Regions from separate parts of the Mus musculus genome. Here region 1 is linked to region 2. Evidence: chromatin loops called from intact Hi-C (ENCODE). Cell type or tissue: left cerebral cortex. All regions are shown on one strand. Each heading gives the region's core, and the rest is flanking DNA. Links, peaks and the distances in the headings are about the cores only.

What was found. Peaks named below come from ENCODE experiments on the same cell type or tissue, not always from the same donor. Only the 100,000 strongest peaks of a DNase experiment are listed, where the experiment ranks them.
Region 1: a loop joins it to region 2, with 4 times the contacts of the local background. A loop is called at or near these places in 17 of 42 quality-filtered maps.

Annotation. Positions count from the first base shown.
Region 1 is chr19:4,044,072-4,054,055 of GRCm38, reverse strand. No RefSeq gene overlaps it. Among named protein-coding and RNA genes, the nearest start is that of Gstp2, 6.8 kb to the right of the region's middle. In left cerebral cortex, for the core only: CTCF peaks have their summits at 1,851 (motif pointing left), 4,764 (motif pointing right), 6,001 (motif pointing right), 7,877 and 1 weaker place; DNase peaks (open chromatin) are centred at 1,920, 2,051, 6,005 and 7,848; H3K27ac peaks cover 949 bases.
Region 2 is chr19:4,090,100-4,100,083 of GRCm38, reverse strand. It overlaps Cdk2ap2 (CDK2-associated protein 2), which reads right to left and starts at 2,733. Exons shown (of 4, transcript NM_026373.4): 1 at 2,577-2,733; 2 at 2,167-2,267; 3 at 1,947-2,079; 4 at 1,067-1,586. The coding sequence starts at 2,658. The coding sequence ends at 1,519. It also overlaps a transcript of Pitpnm1 not described here. In left cerebral cortex, for the core only: CTCF peaks have their summits at 874 (motif pointing left), 2,554, 2,755 and 4,671 (motif pointing left); DNase peaks (open chromatin) are centred at 2,467, 2,872, 3,204, 5,103 and 1 more place; H3K4me3 peaks cover 1,900 bases; H3K27ac peaks cover 2,078 bases.

The DNA.
Region 1 (9,984 bases), core at 1,294-9,293, 47 kb after region 2:
TCAGGGGCAGTGCTGATGAATCACTGTGAGTTTGAGGCTAGCCTGGTCTGCGTAGACTTCCAGGCCAGCCAGGGCTACATGATGAGATTCTGGATCAAAACATAAAAGGCTGAAGAGAACCTGGGTTCCATTCCCAGAACCCATGTAAAAGCTAAATGTAGCAGCCATGAGCCTGTGACCCCAGCACGTGAGATAGACACTCCAGAAGAGGGCATCGGATCTCATTATGGTTGTGAGCCACCATGTGGTCGCTGGGATTTGAACTCAGGACCTTTGCAAGAGCAGTCAGTGCTCTTAACCGCTGAGCCATCTCTCCAGCCCGGCCTTTTGTTTTGTTTTGTTTTGTTTTGTTTTGGCTCATCATAGCTGAAGGAATTTGTGTGTGTGTGTCTATGTGTTTATCTGTGTGTGTGTTTGTGGTGCTGGGGACAGAGCCCAAGGTTTTACAATGCTGTGGACATGCTGGGCTACTGAATGAAGACGTTGGATCTTGTATTATGACCTCACAGAGTCAGAGACCATCAGAAGCAGACAGATAAAACATCTCTGGAAGAACCTGCCTCTGGTGTGGTTATATCCCCCCCTCCTTTCTATCACTTAAATGAGTGGGAGAGGAAGGGTTTTGCCAGCAGAGCAGTGGGGAAAGGGATGCTGAGCCTCTAAGCAGTCTTTGTCATTTGTCATGCTAACATGGTACCTTTGGTCAGCATCTCCCACATTCCTTCAATCTCAGCACTTGGAAGGCATACTCAAGTGGATCTCTAAATTCAAGGCTAGCCTGGTCTACAGAGCGAGTTCCAGGTCAGCCACAGATACACAGGGAAACCCTTTCTAGAAAAGCAAAAACAAAAAAATTCCTAAGAGGAGCCTGAATACAGGCAGGTAGGAGCTTTGATCAGAGAGGACCATGTCTATGTCCTATGTATATGTCTATGTCTGGATGTCATAGACAGCACTTCCTGAGCCCAAGCAGGCAGGAATAGATGGTACTAGTGGGAGGAGAGGGAGCCTGGGCTGTGCCCCAGGCAGCTCCATTTTAGCCTACCTAGATCTTCAGTAACAGGCTGGTGCAGCAGTGCCTAGGACAGAGAGTGGGCTGTCTATGTACTAGGGGTTCAAAGAGGCAGAGACAGATGTCTGAGGCCAGACCTGAGGGAGCTCACTTATTATCATGTTTTCCATTCCACTACCAGATGGCCAACACTAGCTCTACGCGCACAGTTCGACTCCATTCTCACACTAAGCTGCCCCAAGCCAGCATAGATCCCCAAGGGAAAGACTTAGTCAGATCTGTCTCAGTCACAAGCTTCCTGTCTTTTTTTTTCCTTGACAGAGTCTCACTCTGTGGCCCTAGCTAGCCTGGAAATCACTATGTAGATCAGGCTGGCCTCAATTCAACAGAGACCCACCTGTCTCCACCTCCCCAGTGGTGGGATTAAAGCATGCTTAAACCTCGTGTACCCTGACAAATTTGCTACCAAACTGGGGGTTCCAGTGGTTCATCGATTTACTGAAATGACTCACAGAAGTTTAGCAAAATTTCAATCGCATTGATGTACTTGCCAAAAAAGGCACGACTCTGAAAAAGTTGGTTGACTCTGTAGTAGCTGCAAGGGGCATGGTGTAGATGGGGCAGAGTAACACACGGAATGAATGCTCATGCCCCGTTCTGGGGCAAACACATTAAAGCACTTTAGGGACCTAAGCTTTGCTTGTCAGCGGCAACTGTGGCCATAAGAGCCTGCAAGATGCAAAACTCAAACAACAGAATTCTATTGGCAGAGTATTAGCATTCTTCAAAAACATTAAAATACTCAGGGGGCCTGGTGAATAGGAACGACCCTTGGCCTCAGCCTCTGCACTCCAGCGCCCCCTGGTGGTCAACACTTTAACTCTTAAGCTGGTTTTCAGTGGTTTACTCTGGCTGGCTGGCTGGCTAGTTGGTTGGATGGTTGGTTGGTTGGTTGGTTGGTTGGTTGGTTGGGTTTTGAAGCACTGGTTTACTCTTTATTACTGTTTTGTAACCTGCCTGCTTGGAGCAGTCTGTGTTGATTTGCTTCCTGAGCAGCGTCTCTGTCTGCCAACCTCCCCCAGGGAATACTGCACTATTTTCGGTTTCTCTATTTTGGAAATGAGATTATAGTAACCACATTGCCCTCTTTATAGAGTCTTGTTTTCTCAACTTAAAAAAAAAATCCTGCAGGACAGCCAGGGCTACAAAAAGAAACCCTGTTTTGAAAAACAACAACTACTACACAAAATTGGACTGGGTAGGGAACCGTGCCTGCAGTCCTAGGACATGGGAGGCTGAGAGAGAAGGGTCATTAGTTCAAGGCCAGCCCAGGGTAAATAGACTCTGTCTCAAAAAAAAAAAAACAACAACAATGAAAACAAACAAGCCAATGCATCCAAAACTAGCAATCATATCATTGGTTATAGTTCAGAAGTAGGGTAATAACTTAGCGTGTCCAAGGCCCTGAGACTGATCTCAGGCACACATCCGAAACACAAGCAGGTTTGGCAAGGTGGTTTTGTTGGTAAGGGGGATTGTGGAGCAAGCCTGGCAACCCAAGTTCAATCCCAAGAGCCCACAAGAAGGTAGAGGAGAAAACTGACTCTACAAAGTTGTCTTCTGATCCTCACAAGTGCGCCACCCACAGACACACACCGTGCAAATACACACACACAAGCAGGATAAAAAAGATTAAATCTAACAAACAGAACTAAAACTACGAGGCAAGAGAGACAGTGTAGCAGTTAGGACCACATAATGCAGTAACAGAAGACTGGCGTTCAGTACTCAGCACTCACATGGAGCAGCTCACAACCACTCATAACCAGCTTTAAGGGATCTGATGCCCTCTTCTGGCCTCTGTGGGCACTGCACTCACATGCGCATACCTATACATAGATGTGGACACACACTTACATACACATACACAATTAAAAGATAAATTTTTTATTTATATATTTTTATATTTTTATAGACATGCTTTAATCTCAGCTGTCAGGAAGCAGAGATCTCTGTGAGTCTGGTTTGGGGCCCTATCTTAAAAGCAAGCGAGATCTTCATTTCTGATGTTATAAACTACAGACATTAATTTATAATTTCTTACTTTGTGAAGGCCTCGGTGATGGCACTTCCCTTTTCAGCCCTTCCATAACCTTTGCCGTTGATGTCTTTACAAAGTCAAGGTGATCACTTCCGTCAGGATTCTATGCTATGGTGAACTTCACAGAATGCCAGTCACTGCAGACACCATGGCAATGTTTGCTGCCTTCATTGCTCAGCCTTGCACCTCCCCTCCCTTTCTCCTCACCTCTAAAACATGTCCTTGGAGGTGATGAGTGAGAGAAGCTAGAAGAACAGGGTAGAATGCTTCCCTGGCTAGACTTCTACACCAAAGCCTCATTTGTACAGAGTAAGACTGGAGAACCCTGGGCTAGCGAGGTGGCTAGAGAGTAAAGGGACCTGCTACCAAGCTTAATGGCGTGAATTCTATCTCTGGATCTTACGAGATAGAGTGAGAAAGCCAACTCCAGCAGACTATCCTTTTGCCTCCACAGGTACTGTGGTATGAGCATGAGTGCACACATAAACACACACATGCATGCACGCATGCACGCACACATTCATACCAAATGTAACAGAAAAGTATATAGGGGGCTGGAGAGATGGCTCAGAGGTTAAGAGCACTGACTGAGGTGCTGAGGTCCTGAGTTCAAATCCCAGCAGCCATATGGTGGCTCACAACCATCTGTAATGGGATCTGATGCCCTCTTCTGGTGTGTCTGAGGACAATGACATAAAATAAATAAATTTAAAAAGAAATAGAAAAGTATATAAAAAGCGATGATTTCCCCTAGTGGCCTCTGCTGCCTGGGAGGCCTTCATGACTTTGGCACATTGCCTGTCATCCTACAGAGAGAAGTGCTTACTCTGAGGGACCATGGTCTGTGGAAAGGCATTGAGCCAGCTTGGTGGCATTTTCTCTGTGGTCCCGAGCAATGAGGTAGTATCTGAAGCTGTTGAGACCCTCTGAGTCTACTGCAGGAGTGTCTGGAACTCCCACCCGCTGGACCCTGATGTCAGTGCAGGGATGTTGGCAAGTGCTGGACATTGCTCTGGGACACTCCACAGCGACCACCCTGGAGAAGCAAATGACACTGAGAGGTGCTCATGACTCAGTGTCTTGAGGACACTGTATAAGGGGTCAGCAGAGTTTCGGCACAGGATGGACAGCACACTGCACACGTTTAATTTCTGGCTCATCATCCCCACCGCTGCTGTTGCCCAAAAGCTGTTGGACCTTTAGTCCCAGTACTCAAGAGGCAGACACAGGAAGATCTCTGTGAGTTGGAGGCCAGCCTGGTATACAGAGACAGCCAGAGCTACATAGAGAAACCCTGTCTCAAAACAAACAAGGATCCAATAAAACTTTATCTACAGAGGCAGGTGATGGCCAAGGTCCTCCATGTGGAAGCTCTTTCTCTCTCTCTAAAAATTTATTTATTTAACATATGTAAGTGCATTGACACTCTTTTCAGACACACCAGAAGAGGGCATCAGATCCCAATACGGATGGTTGTGAGCCACCATGTGGTTGCTAGGATTTGAACTCAGGACCTCTGGAAGAGCAGCCAGTGCTCTTAACTGCCGAGCCATCTCTCCAGCCCCCAAACTTTTTTTTTTTAATTTGGTTTTTGGGTTTTGGATTTGGGGTTTGGTTTGGTTATTATTTTATGTGAAAGTACTCTGCTGCATGTACACCTGCATGCCAGAAGAGGGCATCGGATCCCTTTATAGATGGGCCTGAACCACCATGTAGGTGCTCAGAATTGAACTCAGGACCTCTGGAAGAGCAGTCAGTACTCTTTTTTTTTTTTTTTTAAAGATTTATTTATTTATTTATTGTCTATGAGTAGCTGTCTTCAGACACGCCGGAAGAGGGCATCGGATCCCATTACAGATGGTTGTGAGCCACCATGTGGTTACTGGGAATTGAACTCAGGACCTCTGGAAGAGCAGCCAGTGCTCTTAGCCGCTGAGCCATCTCTCCAGCTCAAGTCACTACTCTTATTAACCACTAAGCCATCTCTTCAGTCCAAGCCTTCACATTCTGTGGTGACCTAGCACACACTAACCTCAACTCCACTAGCAAATTGCAGAGAGAAGTTGTTTCAGGGGGGAAAAAAATGAGAAAAAAAAAAGCTGGAGAGACGGCTCAGTGGTTAGAAGGTCTTTCAGAGACCCGGGTACAGTGTCCAGCACTCACATAGTGGTCACAGCATCCATACATCCAGTTCCAGGGGATCTGATGCTCTCTTCTTACCTCTAAGAGCACCATGGTGCATGTGATGCACATACATGCACGCAAAACACTCGTGCATGTAACATAAGATAAATCAAAATTAAAACAAAAACAAGAGGTTAGGGGTTGTTGAGCAGACATACTTCTAAGAGACAGGTGGTTGACGTGTGTGTGTGTGTGTGTGTGTGTGTGTGTGTGTGTGTGTGTGTGTGTGTAGATGTGAAGTTTGAGACTGAGAGTGCATGAAGGTATTGACAAAGGGAGGCCATGGGACCACTGTCACCCAGTCCTTACCACTGGTCCCCCATGGTTGAGGAAGGACTGTCGTTGCTGTCACACTGTCACTTACTGACCTAATGCAGCTGCGGGCATTCCCGGTCAGATGGCTGCAGACTGTGCTGGAGAGAGGTGCTGGGGGAAGAGGGAATTTCTCCTATCCATGCTTTCTCCTCAAATGCTCTAAGACTGACATATTAGAGTCTGGAAGTCCTTCCTGCCCCAAGGGTCTTGAGGAGAGCCTCTCATCTCAGGATCTGCTTGCGGGTGACAAGAGATTGGCTGTCATCTCATTTCCCTGGGATTCAGCTCCTTGAAGCCACTAAGGTTGGCAACTAAAACCAGAGTTTTAATAAATCCTAGTTTGGCAAAGTAAAACAATAGACTGATCAAGTCCACCAGGGGGCGCAAGTGTCTCACAAGTTCCCGTTGCATCAACTGCAACAGCCTTCTGCAGAGCCAAGTACACACAGAGGACGCACATTGTGGAAATACAGAAGCACAAAAAGGACAGTTAGGAGTGTAAAATAGAATAAAGAGTGGGCTAGCAAGATGGCTCAGCAGATAAAGGCATTGCCACCAAGCATGATGTGACACTCCCTTGCATGACACAATAAATAAATAAGTGATTTTCTCAACGTTGAAACAGTAAATAACAGATTCACATACCATATAAAACTGAAAGATGAAAATATAAAAAGCTGGTGGTTGCAGTAAACGACACTTAAAGTTCTAGCTCCATGGGACGCTGAGACAGGAGGATGGCGACAGCTCAGGAGCCTCAGACTAACCTGAGTTAGTCCCAAGGCCCTGCCTCCTCCTCCTCCTCCTCCTCCTCCTCCTCCTCCTTCTTCTTCTTCTTTTCTTTTAAAGTAGTCATTTTAGTTTCTATGGATGCAAGCTCTATTATTCATGTACTGCCTAGAGACATAAAACCCAACAGACCCCTGCCCCAACTTCAAGGAGTCAGAAATCCTGTGACATGCCATCTCTGCTTTGGTACCAGGAAGAGCATGAGACTCTTTGAGGCTTCCAAAGCTTCGGGATGTCCAGGGTCATTTTGAGAGGGCTCCTTGGGGTTCTGCCTGGTGGTCCCTCTTGGTGTCAAATGGCAGCTACATATTTTCCAATAATTGTGGGCCTCAGCCAACCACTTCAGCTTCATCTCCTGCCTTTTATAGAAGAACCAAATCCTAACACTGGATAATCCTATCCTTTTGTCAGTTTGAGTTTGTCAGCCAAGGCCCAGTCTCCTCCTTAGGACTCTCCTCGTTCTTGAAGTTCTTTGTTAGCGCCAGTAACTGCTCACTGATGACCCGGCAGATTCATCAAAGTAGGGCAGGCTCAGACTTGTCTCTCTCTCAGTTCCTTCTTCCAGGTTGCCGCTCACTTGAATTTCGTTCTTCACTTTTCCCAAGACCGTGTCTTAAATACAGATAAATCAGGCTGGGCGTGTAGCTCAGTTTGCAGAATGTGTGCTTAACAGGCACAAAGTTCAGAGTTCCACCCCCAGCGCCATAGAAACTGGGTGTGGTGGGACACACCTGCATCTCCAGCACTAAGGAGGTAGAAGTAGGAGGATCAGAAGTTCAAGGTCATTTTCCAATATGTGGAGGGTTTGAGGTCAGCCTTTGATAGAGTTGGCAGGGCCCATGAACAATTGTATGAGTGTGTGTGTGTGTGTGTGTGTGTGTAAAACAACTTAAACTGTAGAATAAAATGGTGAGTAAAACATTTGTTGGAGACTGTTGAAGACTGTTGGAAAAAGATAAACAGAGGTCGGCTATCTCTGTCTCCTGACTGCCGAGATTAAAGGTGGTACAGCACAGACAGCTATGCAGAAGATAGGAAATGGTACTTAAACAGAGACAATGTACCCATGTGCAAAAAAGCTCAGGAAAAGAAACTCAACACAAGAAACTAAGTTAACACAACCAAGACAGAACACGACAAAATGTCCAGCTGGAAATCAAAGCTCAGTCCTCAGGCAAAAAAAAAAAAAAGGCAAGCCCTCTACCACTGAGCAGCACCACATCCATTTGGATGGCAAGGCGAAAGAAAGCTGCAGTTGTTGCTGCTGCTTCGTTGCTTCGCGCTGGGGAGGTTGGAGGAGTTCTTCCACAATGCTGGTGGAAGCGGAAAACATTCCAGCTACCTTGGCAGCATCTTAGCAAGTGAAATGTGTTCTTCCGGCATGACTCAGCTGTCTCTCTACTACACACGTAGCGTGAGCTCTACTGTTTACCCAACTAATATGCAATCCCGTCGGGCAGCTGAATCCATCATCCCTGTGAGCTCAGCTGCGCCCCAGCTGGTAAATGGATAAATTGTAGCAATCTAGTCAAGTCACTATGATTCAGCAACAAAACCCTCGCAAACATACATATCCCATCCTTTTGCCCAGGGAAGCTGGCCCGCCTCTGGCCCAGGGCCACACCTTCTGCTTCCTCCTGGCAGTTTCCTGTATTTTGGAGTGTCACAGGCATGAAAACCACACTCTGTGGAACTGGAGTTCATCTCTCCCTGGGATTGGATTCCTTCCAGGTGAGAAGATGCAGGGATTCCTTCCATACCGTTGGTGGGAACAGAAGAGTCTCTGGCCTCCTCCCCAGGATTTTAGGAAGTAATTTTTAGACAGTACCTCAGTCTTCAGGTCGGGTTTCCTTTGCAGTCACAATCCTCCCGCCTCAGCCTCCAGAGGGCTGGGATTCTAGTCATACATAATCTTACTCAGCTCAGCCCAGCTCAGTTCTCTTTTTGCACATGTGTGTGTTTGCATGTATATGAATGCATGTTCACACGCGCACACCTGTGTGTGGAGGTCTGAAGTTGACACTGAAGAATGAAAAATTACTGGCCTCTTGTGAGAACATGAACTTTTTACCTCGGAGCCCACCCCCTCCCATCTAAAGGTTGTTCTCGGAACACTCCTAAACTTTTCACCCCAAAACTCCTCACCCTAAAGTTCGACCAAGAACATTTTTGAGATAAAGGCCTCCTGAAACAACCTCAAAATGAACCAGGTACTCCTTAGTTACGTAGAATCCTTTGGCAGAACCCCTTGTCCCTTGGCAGAACTCCCTAGTGATGTAAACTTGTACTTTCCCTGCCCAGTTCTCCCCCTTTGAGTTTTACTATATAAGCCTGTGAAAAATTTTGGCTGGTCGTCGAGACTCCTCTACCCTGTGCAAAGGTGTATGAGTTTCGACCCCAGAGCTCTGTGTGCTTTCATGTTGCTGCTTTATTTCGACCCCAGAGCTCTGGTCTGTGTGCTTTCATGTCGCTGCTTTATTAAATCTTGCCTTCTACATTTTATGTATGGTCTCAGTGTCTTCTTGGGTACGCGGCTGTCCCGGGACTTGAGTGTCTGAGTGAGGGTCTCCCCTCGAGGGTCTTTCAACACCAGGCACCCTCCTCAATGGCTCTCTGCCCTTTTTTTTTTTTTTTTTAATTGAGGCAGAATCCCAAATAAACTCAAGATCACCAATTCCAGCATGTCTGACTAGCTAACTAGGAGTCTTATCTCTGTCTCTCAGGTGATGGGATTACAGGTCAAAAATCTGTACTTATAACTACATAAAGTCCTCTAGTTCTTGGGCCAGATACTCTGAATAAGGCAGTAACCCAAAGTATGGGTTGGGGGAGGGGGAGGGCTAGAGTGTAGATTTTCTTCTTCCTTTATATCTTTGAGAGCAGAGTAACAGGTTCAGTGATATACCTGTAGTTCCAGCACTTAAGAGACTGAGGCAGAGGAGTTGCTACAAGTTTAAGGCCAGCTTATGCAGTCTAAACAGAGCCCACTGTTAGGAGCTAGCAGTTTCCACCAGGCAAGAAAAAAAAAATTCAAGAACACAAGAAGGGCCCATGACCCGTCCAGCAGGTCCAGTTTTTCGAGGGTCTTGAGGGGACCTTCTCCTAAGAACCAAATTGGGGGGGAGGGTAGAGAGAGACGAGGGTCTTGTGCGAATAATGACAAGGAAACCTTCTGAATTGCATCAAGACCCCACTGCATTGAGAAAGGCCCAAGGCTTAAATGCACAAGCAAAAGGGGAAGTACAGATACTTATCAGCAGGAGGGGTGGGGCAATACAAGCAAAAGGAGAAGTACTTATCAGTGGGGGGCTGGGGGCAATAGAATTTGCACATTTTTTAGGCAGTTACACAGGGAAGCAGGAACTTGGTGGTATCAGGGTTTGGTCGGGACATCTGTGATGACTTAGGGCTGGAACATTCTGTGGTTGTTCTCAGAATCGGTGTGTGGTGGCCCGCTTTTGACTCCCTTTTCTTCTCGGGGGAGAGGCCCAATTCAGAGATCAAGAGTTGTCTTAATAGCTCCCAACAGGCCCAGAACCTCAGTGATGAAAACTGGGGCCTGAGGGAGCTGACAGTAGTTGAG
Region 2 (9,984 bases), core at 602-8,601:
GGCCCATAGCCCCGACCTTTTTCCCGGTCTGCCCGCCGGCGCCCCTGCTGTCCCTCCCCGCCGCGTCACTGCAGCTGCCCCGCCCCTTTCCTGGGCCCGGCTGGTCCTCCCCACCCCGGCAGGGTCGGGGCAGCCCCGCCCGCGGCGCAGCAAGGCTGGCCCCTGCTTTCCTTCTCCAAGACAGACGGGGAAGAGGCCGGGCCCCAAATTCCAGTTCTTTATTTCTGTGCTGTCTGGACACCCCAAGAATTCTTGGTTTCATTTCCCACCCAGGCCCAGTCAGGGCAGCCCTCCTGTGTGCTTTGAAGAGGTGGGATTTGACCTAGGGGGAGCCCAGGTTAGAGGAAATGTTGTACCCCAAAGTTAGCCAGAATTTGGAAGTTCTCAATTGCCTCTGCCTAGGTTGGCATTTCACGGTTACTTAGCTACATGCCCAGGTAGAGGCCATCCCCTTAATGAAGCCCAAGTCCTTCCCTACTATGTTTGCTAGGTTCTCAAATTTGGACACCCATCTAACTGCTCCGACTCTGTACAAAGGCCGAGACACCCGGGGCTGGCTCATGGAGCCACACCCAGCCTTGTGGAAGTTGTCAGGACAGTGGATAGCAGCATCAAGCCAAGGTGCTGGGGGTGGGGGGGAAGGAGCCTCTAACTGCCTCCCTTAGGAGTCAGGGACCCGGTGTATTTAGAGCCTTCCAAGGATGGTTTTAAAGCGGAGCTGGTGTAGGGGCATTAGGACGTTCACGGGAGAGGCTTAAGTGAACTGGTATTTCCACCCTGCCAGGCATGCCTGCCAATCTACAGGAAGGGCCCTTTAGGCTCCGGCTGTCCAATAGTGCCTCCAGCTGTGAAGGCAGCCAAGCCCTACGCTGCCCCCTGGTGGCACCTCCTTATGCAGACATCATTGGTGTTCTGTCTGGCCTTCAGCTGCAAGGCGCAGAGCTGGAGGTAGCAATGGACAAGATGGGAAGGCAAAGCTCGGTTCAAGCGCCCTTCCCAGTTCCTGCTCTGCCCTTCCCCTCTGCCCACTCAGGCTTCCCCAGAGGAACCACACACAGAAAGGCTGAGAGAATGACTCCAAAGCATCTTTTATTTATACAAAAAGGACATATTTAGTAAAAGACACACCAAAAAAAGAGTCGGCTGTGGCCCCAGAGATGAGGCAGGAAGGTCTTCTGCACTCCTGTTGAAGAGGCAGGAGGTGGCCTGGGCTAAGAGTTAAGGAGTAAGTGCTGTGTGGTGGGGCCACAGAGAGGAGCAAGCTCCCGTCAGATCAGCACTGTGAGCAGGTCATGGAAGGGACTCCCAGTGGCCTCCCAGCACTCCCACAGAGGGAGGAGACCAGTTTGTACAGCCAACTGGACGAAGATCTGCTACCTGGTTCCTGGAGGGTGCCCACTAAGGGACACAGGACAGGAAGCCCAGGATAGGAAGCAACTTGGGGCGCGAAGGCCAGGGAGAAGCAGGCGCTCTGCAGTGGCCAGAAAGGTCCCGGCGAGGAGGTCAAGGTGCTTCCTGTTACGTGCGGGCATTGCGTTCTGTCTCTGCCAAGCACTCTCTGACTAGTGCCCGAGCGTGGATGATGCCTGGGGTGCGGTGAGGATGGGGAAGTAATAAACAGGGCCCCAGAAACAGTCCACAGCCACCCTTCAGAGCAGACACTCCCCCACCGCTCCATGGTTCAGCAAGAGCACCTCTAATCTAATGAGGATGGATGGGATTAAGGGTTGGCTAATCCGAGTTCCCAGGCACCTTCTTGGAAACAGACTCATTTGAAAATGGAAAAGTTCATTTAAAACCCCTCCTTAGGTACACGTTCTGTTCCAATCGAGGCTGGCCCAAATGTCCTGTCCTGACTCTAGATATCCTCCATCCTTACTGAACTGTCTTAAAGTTCAGTGTCTGTGTCCTGGGCAGAGCAAGGGCAGGCCTGTGGCTTCACTTACCTCTCTTCAGGCGCTCCATGGCACTCTTGCTACCAGCATAGGTGGGCCGGATCTCTTTGCCCATCTCCTCTATGACAGACAGCAGGTCCGTGTAGGTGCTCTGAGAGCCCTGGGAACCAGGTGGCTTCATCGCCTGTGTCAAAAGAAAATACAGACGTGATCTCAGACCCCGAGGGGATCTCCTGTCCTCAGCCATAAGCAAGCTCTTGGCCACACTCACCTGTACATACCCCATGGAGGGCGGACCAAAGTCGTTAAACAGCGGTCTGAAAGGTGCGGCAGCTCCTGGCACTGAGCCCGATGGCGATGGGACACTCCCGGCTGCAACGACACCAGCAAGAGGTCAGAGTGTGACAAGGGCCTCGTCACAGATTTCCAAGCCCAGGACTGTTCCCTTGACTAACCTCCAACGGCATGCTTCTTCATTCCACTCTGAACAACTTCGGAGACACACTCCTCCCCCCTGCGCTCCACCTACAAGCTCTACGTGACCACGCCCACTTCTCAGGCCAGCAAACTGAGGCTGAGCCAGGCTCGTCTAGCAGGCCCCGGATTGCAAAACTCGAGCGGTTTCTCTCCAAGACCTCGACTGCCCGGACAAGGCGAACAAGGATGGAGTTGGAGCCTCACCTGTAGGGACCGGGGTGCCTGGCCCGGGGGTGCTGGAGCCCGGGGTACTGCTGGGGGCGGGCGCGATAGGTTTGTAGGACATCCCAACTCCTCAGTGCGGCGGCCGCCAGCCGGCCGCTCCTCTGGGGTTGGCTGTCCGGCAGCTCAGCCGCACTCTGATTGGCAAGCGAGCTGCACGCCCCTGGTAAATAGAGCTCCGGCCGGAAGGGTGGGCGGGCACGATCGGTCCTCACTCTCGATTGGCGCGCTCAGCTGTCACTCGAGCCTCCTCATTGGCTGAATCTTGCCCCCGCAGGGCGCAACCGCTGCCGATTGGCCTCCACCTTCCGGACCTCGCACCTGTCTGCCCCGGATTGGGCGGTGACAGTCGTCCTCCTCAATTGGCGAGTTCGGGGCCCGGGGCCGGCGCGCTTTCAATCCGATTAGTCCCGAGGTCCAAGAGGCGGGGCCTCGGCAGCGGGCCAGTCTGGTCCCCGCGGTTTGCTCCGGTGGTGTGTGGCGGGCCGCCGAACACACTTCGTCCTCACCGCTTCGCGACTTCCCTCCGCTCAGAACTCCCAAGGCCACGGCTCCCACAGTGTGAGCACTCCGCCCTACCCCGAGCGTTTTACGTCACCTTTCACTGGTTCCGTGTCCCCCCCCCTTCGGCTGTGCGCATGTGCGCGCCTCAGGCCTGTATTTGTTCCCATGGCAACGGTTCCCTCACCAAAGTCATTACCAAGCTCCTTCTCTGGATTGGTTTGAATCTTCGGTCTAGGCAGGTGGGTCCAAGGCAGCCAACGACGCTGCTCGACACTGAACCCTAAGTCCCCTACTCTCTCCACAGACAATGATAGAGCATCATAGATCAAGAATTGCGTTAGGTCAAGTCAGGACCCTGGTCAAGACCCTTGGCTGGAATCTCAACACCTCATTAATGGTTTCCTCCTGGACTCTTTTTGGCGGGTGGGATGAGATTGAGACAAGGTCTCAAGTAGCCCAGTCAGAACTCGAACTCTCCGGGTAGGGGAGGGTGACCTTGAATTCCTGATGCTCTTGTCTCGGAAATGCTAAAGGATTACAGTCACACGCCAGTTTCTTGCCCTAATAGGTTTCCGTTTTCTCATGAAACATGAAGACAGTAATACCTGGAAAGTAAACTTGGAAGTGGGTAGAGAAATAGAGATGAGAGCCAGCCCCATATGGGTTGAAGCATGGTTGATTATTGTTCTGACGTCATTAATGAAACTCCCACCTGGGTCTGGCCATCTAGTTCCTATTTCCTTGAAATCAATTCACTTTAAAATTAAAATAAAACTATTTTATGTATACGAGTGTTTTGTCTGCATATATGTCTGCAGAACTGCTGCTTTAGCCCTCAACTCACTTTTTAAAAAAGCGACTGCAGAGATGGCTTAGCAGGTAAGAGGACAGGCTGCTCCTCCAGAGGACCCAGGTTAGAATTCTAAGCATTTACATAAAGTGCCTCAGAACCATCTGTAACTGCATTTCCAGGGGGCCCAATATCTCTTTCTGTTCTCAGTGGGCACCTAGCAAGCAGGTAGTACACAAACGTACAGTCAGAGAAAACACCCTAGACTTTTTTTTTTTTTTTTTTTCTGAGAAAGGGTCTCACTATCTAGCTCTAGCTAACCTGGAACTCAATATGTAGGCCAGGCTGGCCTTAAACTCACAGAGATCCTCTCTCTTCTTCCTGAATGCTTTGATTGAAGGCATGCACTACCACTCCCAGCTAAATAAATCTCCCTGTTTTTTTTTTTAAAGACTTATTTTATTTATTATATGTAAGTACACTGTAGCTGTCTTCAGACACCAGGAGAGGGAATCAGGTCTTGTTACAGATGGTTGTGAGCCACCATGTGGTTGCTGGGATTTGAACTCGGGACCTCTGGAAGAGCAATCAGTGCTCTTAACCGCTGAGCCATCTCTCCAGCCCATAAATCTCCTTTTAAAAGACTATTAAAAAACAAACCAAAAGGCTGAAGAGATAGTTCAGTGGTTAAGACTGACTGCTCTTCCAAAAGTTTTGAGTTCAATTCCTAGCAACCACATGGTGGCTCACAACCATCTGTAGTGGGATCCAGTGCCCTCTTCTGGTGTGTCTGAGGACAGCTACAGTGTTCTCAAGATATATAAAGTAAATAAATCTTTAAAAAAAACCCAAACAAATCTCAAATTAAAAACAAAAAAACAAACAAACAAACAAAAAAAACAAAACCTGGCATTTAATCATGCCTTTTTAGAATTCTCTAATTCACAATTAAGGCCCTGGGATGGCGGTGAGAGTGTGTAACCTCAAGGAGGCTGGAGGATCAAGAACTCAACACCAGCCTATCCCAAATAAACAAAAATAAAAGTGCCCCGGTCAGGTCACCCAAGACAACCCCCATGTGTGCCAGCAGGACTGCATGGTGGGAAAGACTCCAGTAGGTGGGTGGGAGTGTGTGAAGAGGAGCTACTGTAAAACACTCCGTTCAGGAATGTCTCAGTTCCCCTCCTTTCAGCCTTAAGCCTTCCTGCTTTCTCCCTTGCTCCATATGTTCATTGCTTGGGGTTGAGTAATATCCAAAGGAAACAAAACACCATGGACTGAATAGTTTAAATTGAGATTATTTTTGCACAGCTTAGGGGCTAAAAGTCTGAGGTTGGAGTACCAGCGTCCTGGGTCCCTGCTGTGGGCTTTCTTCCCGGCCTCACACAGTGTTTCTACATAAGGGCCCTGTCCTTTGACCTTTAATTTTCACTTTTTCCTTAGGGACCTACCTCCAGATTCAGCCACAGGGGGAAGTAGGGGTGCACATGTGAGCTTAAGGGAACACACCGGCATCCAGCTCTGAACATCTGGGGAGGTGAGAGTGGGCTGAACACACTGAAGCGATCTAGATGTTCCTCTTCTTTCCAGAGTGGATCCTCCCTGAGGAACAGGGTGTGTCCTGAAGGAGGTTAGAGCAGACAGCTGCAGCCTGCCTACTAAAGACCAGACTCTGATCACTCGGGGGAAGCTGGCAAAGGCCTCTTGGCCTGTTTGTCAGGGGAACCCTTCCCCAGCCTCAGTGTGTGTGTGTGTGTGTGTGTGTGTGTGTGTGTGTTACATGTGTGGGAATGTGTGGGTGCAAGTCCATGTGAATGACTGAGGAGTGAGAAGACCAGAGAAGAGAGTATCCGGTGTTCTCATCTACTGCTGTTTGCCCCTCTGCCTTGAGTTGGCGTATGCCATTGAACCAGAAACTCACATTTCAGCTAGCCTGGCTGGCCAGGGAGCCCCAACTCTACCCCCTAAATTTTGGGGTCACAGGATCACTCAACTATGCCTGGCTTTTTTTACATCGGTATTCAACTAGGGACTCAAACTCAGATCTTAGTGCTTGCAGACTAAGCACTCAGCCCAGCCCCTGGGGTTTGTGTAGGTTTGGTTCTGAGACGCGATTTTGCTCTACAGCTCCAGCTAAGCAGAACTCGCAGGAGCGCTCTTGCCTCTGCCTCTCAAGCTTGGCTCACAGTGTGAGTCACCTGGCTTCTCTGTGCAATTAGGGGACCTTCCGGTATGGCGTCCTCCAGATCAAAGGCTAGGAAGTGAGACCCACAGACTACGTTCACCTCACAGGCTGATAGTCAACAGCCATCTGTAACTTTATGTGAATAGCTGACATTGCTTTTCCTTTACTTTAAAACAAAGTGTTCTATTTTTAATTATGTGCATGTCTGTGTGTCTGAGTGGTATGTGCAGGGCAGGGCAGGTACCTGAGGAGTTCCTAAGAGGATGACACACTCCCTGGAGTTGGAGCTCCAGGCAGTTGTGAGCCACCCGACATGGCTGCTGGGGATTGAACTCAGGGCCTCTGGAGTGGTAGGCACTCCTGACCACTGAGCTATCTCCCTTTCAAATTTAGAAAACAAAACAAAACAAAAACTTTTTTGTTATATTTTTGGTTTTTGTGTTTTGGATTTTTTTGGTTTTTTGTTTTTTATCATGTGTGTCATTGGGCTCTGTGTGTGACTGCATGTGCCATGGTGTATGTGTAGTGATTGGAAGACAGCATAGAGGACTCGGGTGGTTGTTTGATTCTTCTGCTGTGTGGGTCCCAGAAAACAAACTCAGGTCGTCAAGTTTGGTAGCAAGCCCCATTACCCACTGAGCCATTTTGCTGGCTCCAATTTGTATTTCTGTATATTTCTCCCCACGTTATGTTTGTAAAGTTTTAGGGCTGAAGAGACAGCTCAGCTGTTAAAGGCGAGGCTCACCGCCCACTTTATGTTTGTAAAGTTTCACACTAGAGTGTTGAACAACTGAATGGATTCACAAGCAGAGAGATGCCTCTACACCTCGTTAAGGTAACTGACCCTCACCAGCGGCTGACAGAGGCATCGGTGGTATGAACTCTTCTGCTCATTTGGTGGGGAGGCAACATGGTGCAGCCACTGCAGAAGATACCCCAGCAGCTCCTTCCCAAATCATAGTCTTACCACAATGACCCAGAAAATGGGTGTTGAGCAACTGATAGGAAGATGTCTGTCTGCAAAGCAGGATTGTGCGGCGGTTTATGGCAGTTTTATGACCTGCAACAGTGCAGATGTATTTTATATTAGTCAGTGTTCCACTCCCATGACAGGACACCTCAGACAGCTGTCCAAAGGAAAGCTTAGTGAGTGTCATGGCTTCAGGTTTCAGCTCATGGTTGTTCCACTCTGGTTGGAGCCTATGTCAGAGGATATTTGTTCAATCCATGCTATGAAACTCTCATGGCACATGAGAAAAGAAGAAGAGGACGGTCCAGGACCTGAGTTGTCCAGGAATTGTCCCCTGCAAGAACAGTTGCCCAGTGACCTTGCCTTAGAAGGTCCCACATCCTAGAGCTTCTGTCCTCCTAGTAAGAAGTGCCGTGAACTGGGGGAACCAAACCTTCCACGTGTGGCTCTTTGGGGAAGATTCAAGCTTGGTATACTTCTGTAGCCCCAGAGCTCAGTGAGAGACTGAGGACCATAGCCATGAGTTTGATGTCAGGCTGGGTTACCTAGCCAGACTTTGTCTCAAAAGTAATTTACAGGGCTGGAGAGATGGCTCAGCAGTTAAGAGCACTGGGTGCTCTTCCAGAGGTCCTGAGTTCAAATCCCAGCAACCACATGTGGCTCACAACCATCTGTAATGAGATCTGATGCCCTCTTCTGGTGTGTCTGAAGACGGCTACAGTGTAGTTACATATGATAAATAAATACATCTGTTTTTTTTTAAAGATTTATTTATTTATTATATGTAAGTACACTGTAGCCGTCTTCAGACACTCTGAGGAGAGGGCGTCAGATCTTGTTACAGATGGTTGTGAGCCACCATGTGGTTGCTGGGATTTGAACTCTGGACCTTCGAAAGAGCAGTCGGGTGCTCTTACCCACTGAGCCATCTCACCAGCCCCACATCTGTTTTTTAAAAAGTAATTTACAAACTATAATACACTTCAATGGGTGAACAGGAACAGGTGAGTGTCCTGGATCCTGCAGTTCATCCCAGCACTTGAAACGTGAGGCAGGCAGAACTTGGAATTCAAGGCCATCTGGTCTACACAGAAAGTTCCAGGACAGCCAGAACTACATAGAAAGACTCTATTTCAAAAGGAAAAGAAAATAGGTATCTAGATGAATTAGCTGTGGTGTACCCGTACAACAGATGCACCATCCAAATACACCTCATCAATTAACCGTGCAATCTCCATATAATGGAATTTTACTCAGCAACAGATAGAAATCATGTATCTAGCATAATATATCATAGATAAAATACTTTTTATTTTAATTATTATTTTATATGTATTGGTGTTTTGCCTCTGTGTATGTCTGTGCATGTCTAATGCCCTCTGTGGCCAAGGAGAGTGAGCCTCCATGTGGGTTCTGGGGAGAGAGCCTGGGTCCTCTAGAAGATCAGTGAGTGCTCAACTGCTGAGTCATCTCTCCACACAATGACGTAGATAAATCTTTTTTTTTTGAACTGTAACTCTTTTTTATTATGAGACCCCCCCCCCTCCCGGGACAGACTACAGGATACAACATACTTCATTTTATCAGATAACCTCCAGATGATTCCCCTAGGTAGTACATTTCACTGGGTCTCTCTGCATGTGGAGAGTTACTTTAATGACAAAAATGAAGTTTTCATCCTTTCTCTTCCTATGTGTCTTTAATATCTGTATGTAAGCTTCTCCCTGCCTGCCCCAGACACAGTAGACTTAGTCGTAGTACCATGATGTTTCATTCCATCTTTGAAGGCCCTACTGTCCCATTTTTTAAAGATAAATCTTTTTTTTTCTTTCACTTTTTATAATTTTTTTGTGTGAATTTCACAGCAGGCATCCCAATCCCACTCATCTCCCCATCCCTTTGCCCTCTGCCCTTGCAACCTCACCCACAAAAAGAAAATAAAAAATAAAACCCAAAGACACCTCACTATGGGAGCTGTAGTGCGTCACAGTGTGCCCCACAGTGCACCCTTTTTGTCCACACACCTTCACTTGCAAATGTTCATTGCAATGAGTCACTGGGTCTGCCTCTGTCTGCCTTACACTACACTTTCAACACTGGATCCTCAATGGGACTCCTCTTGGATATGCTGTTGTTGCTGTGTGTCATGGAGGTCCTGCAGCTTTGGGTCTGCAGGACCAGCTCTTTCACATGCAGTTCACAGATGGGGTAGATGTTGGGATGAGTCAACTCATAGCTCTGGATCTGGGCCTGGGTGGTGGCTATGTTAGCCCGCCAGCTCTCCTGCACCCATACCACTGGGGCAATCTCCCGCCCTGTCCTAGCTAACTCACCCAATGCTGCAGCTGGCAGGGGGCAGGGCCAGCTCCTGCTCTCATGCCAGCTCTGCACAGCCCTTGGACATCAACATGCTCCCAAGAGGAAGCCTAGACCAGGGACATCTGCATGGTGTTTGGTGGTTGCATGAGTCACGGGCATTGACACAGACCCCTGCTGCTGCATGGCCCTTAGCAGCAACATGGGCTGGGACCTTACCATGACTTCAGGTGGCAGACTGGCTACTCACATCAGGCTACTCCTCTCCATCCTCTCACCCCCAGTTCTGTCTCTCTTCATAGTACACAAACTATTCCACTTCTCTTTCCCAATCTCTCCAACACATCATAGTGGTGCCCACTGCGGGCAGACCTCTCAACATGAATAAATCTTAAGTGTATGGTGCTAAGTGAAAAAAGCTACCGTGAGCCGGGCATGGTGGCGCACACCTTTAATCCCAGCCCTCGGGAGGCAGAGGCAGGTGGATTTCTGAGTTCGAGGACAGCCTGGTCTACAAAGTGAGTTCCAGGACAGCCAGGGCTATGCAGAGAAACCCTGTCTCGAAAAACCAAAAAAAAAAAAAAAAAAAAAAAAAAAGCCACAGTGTATATGATTCCCATTGTGC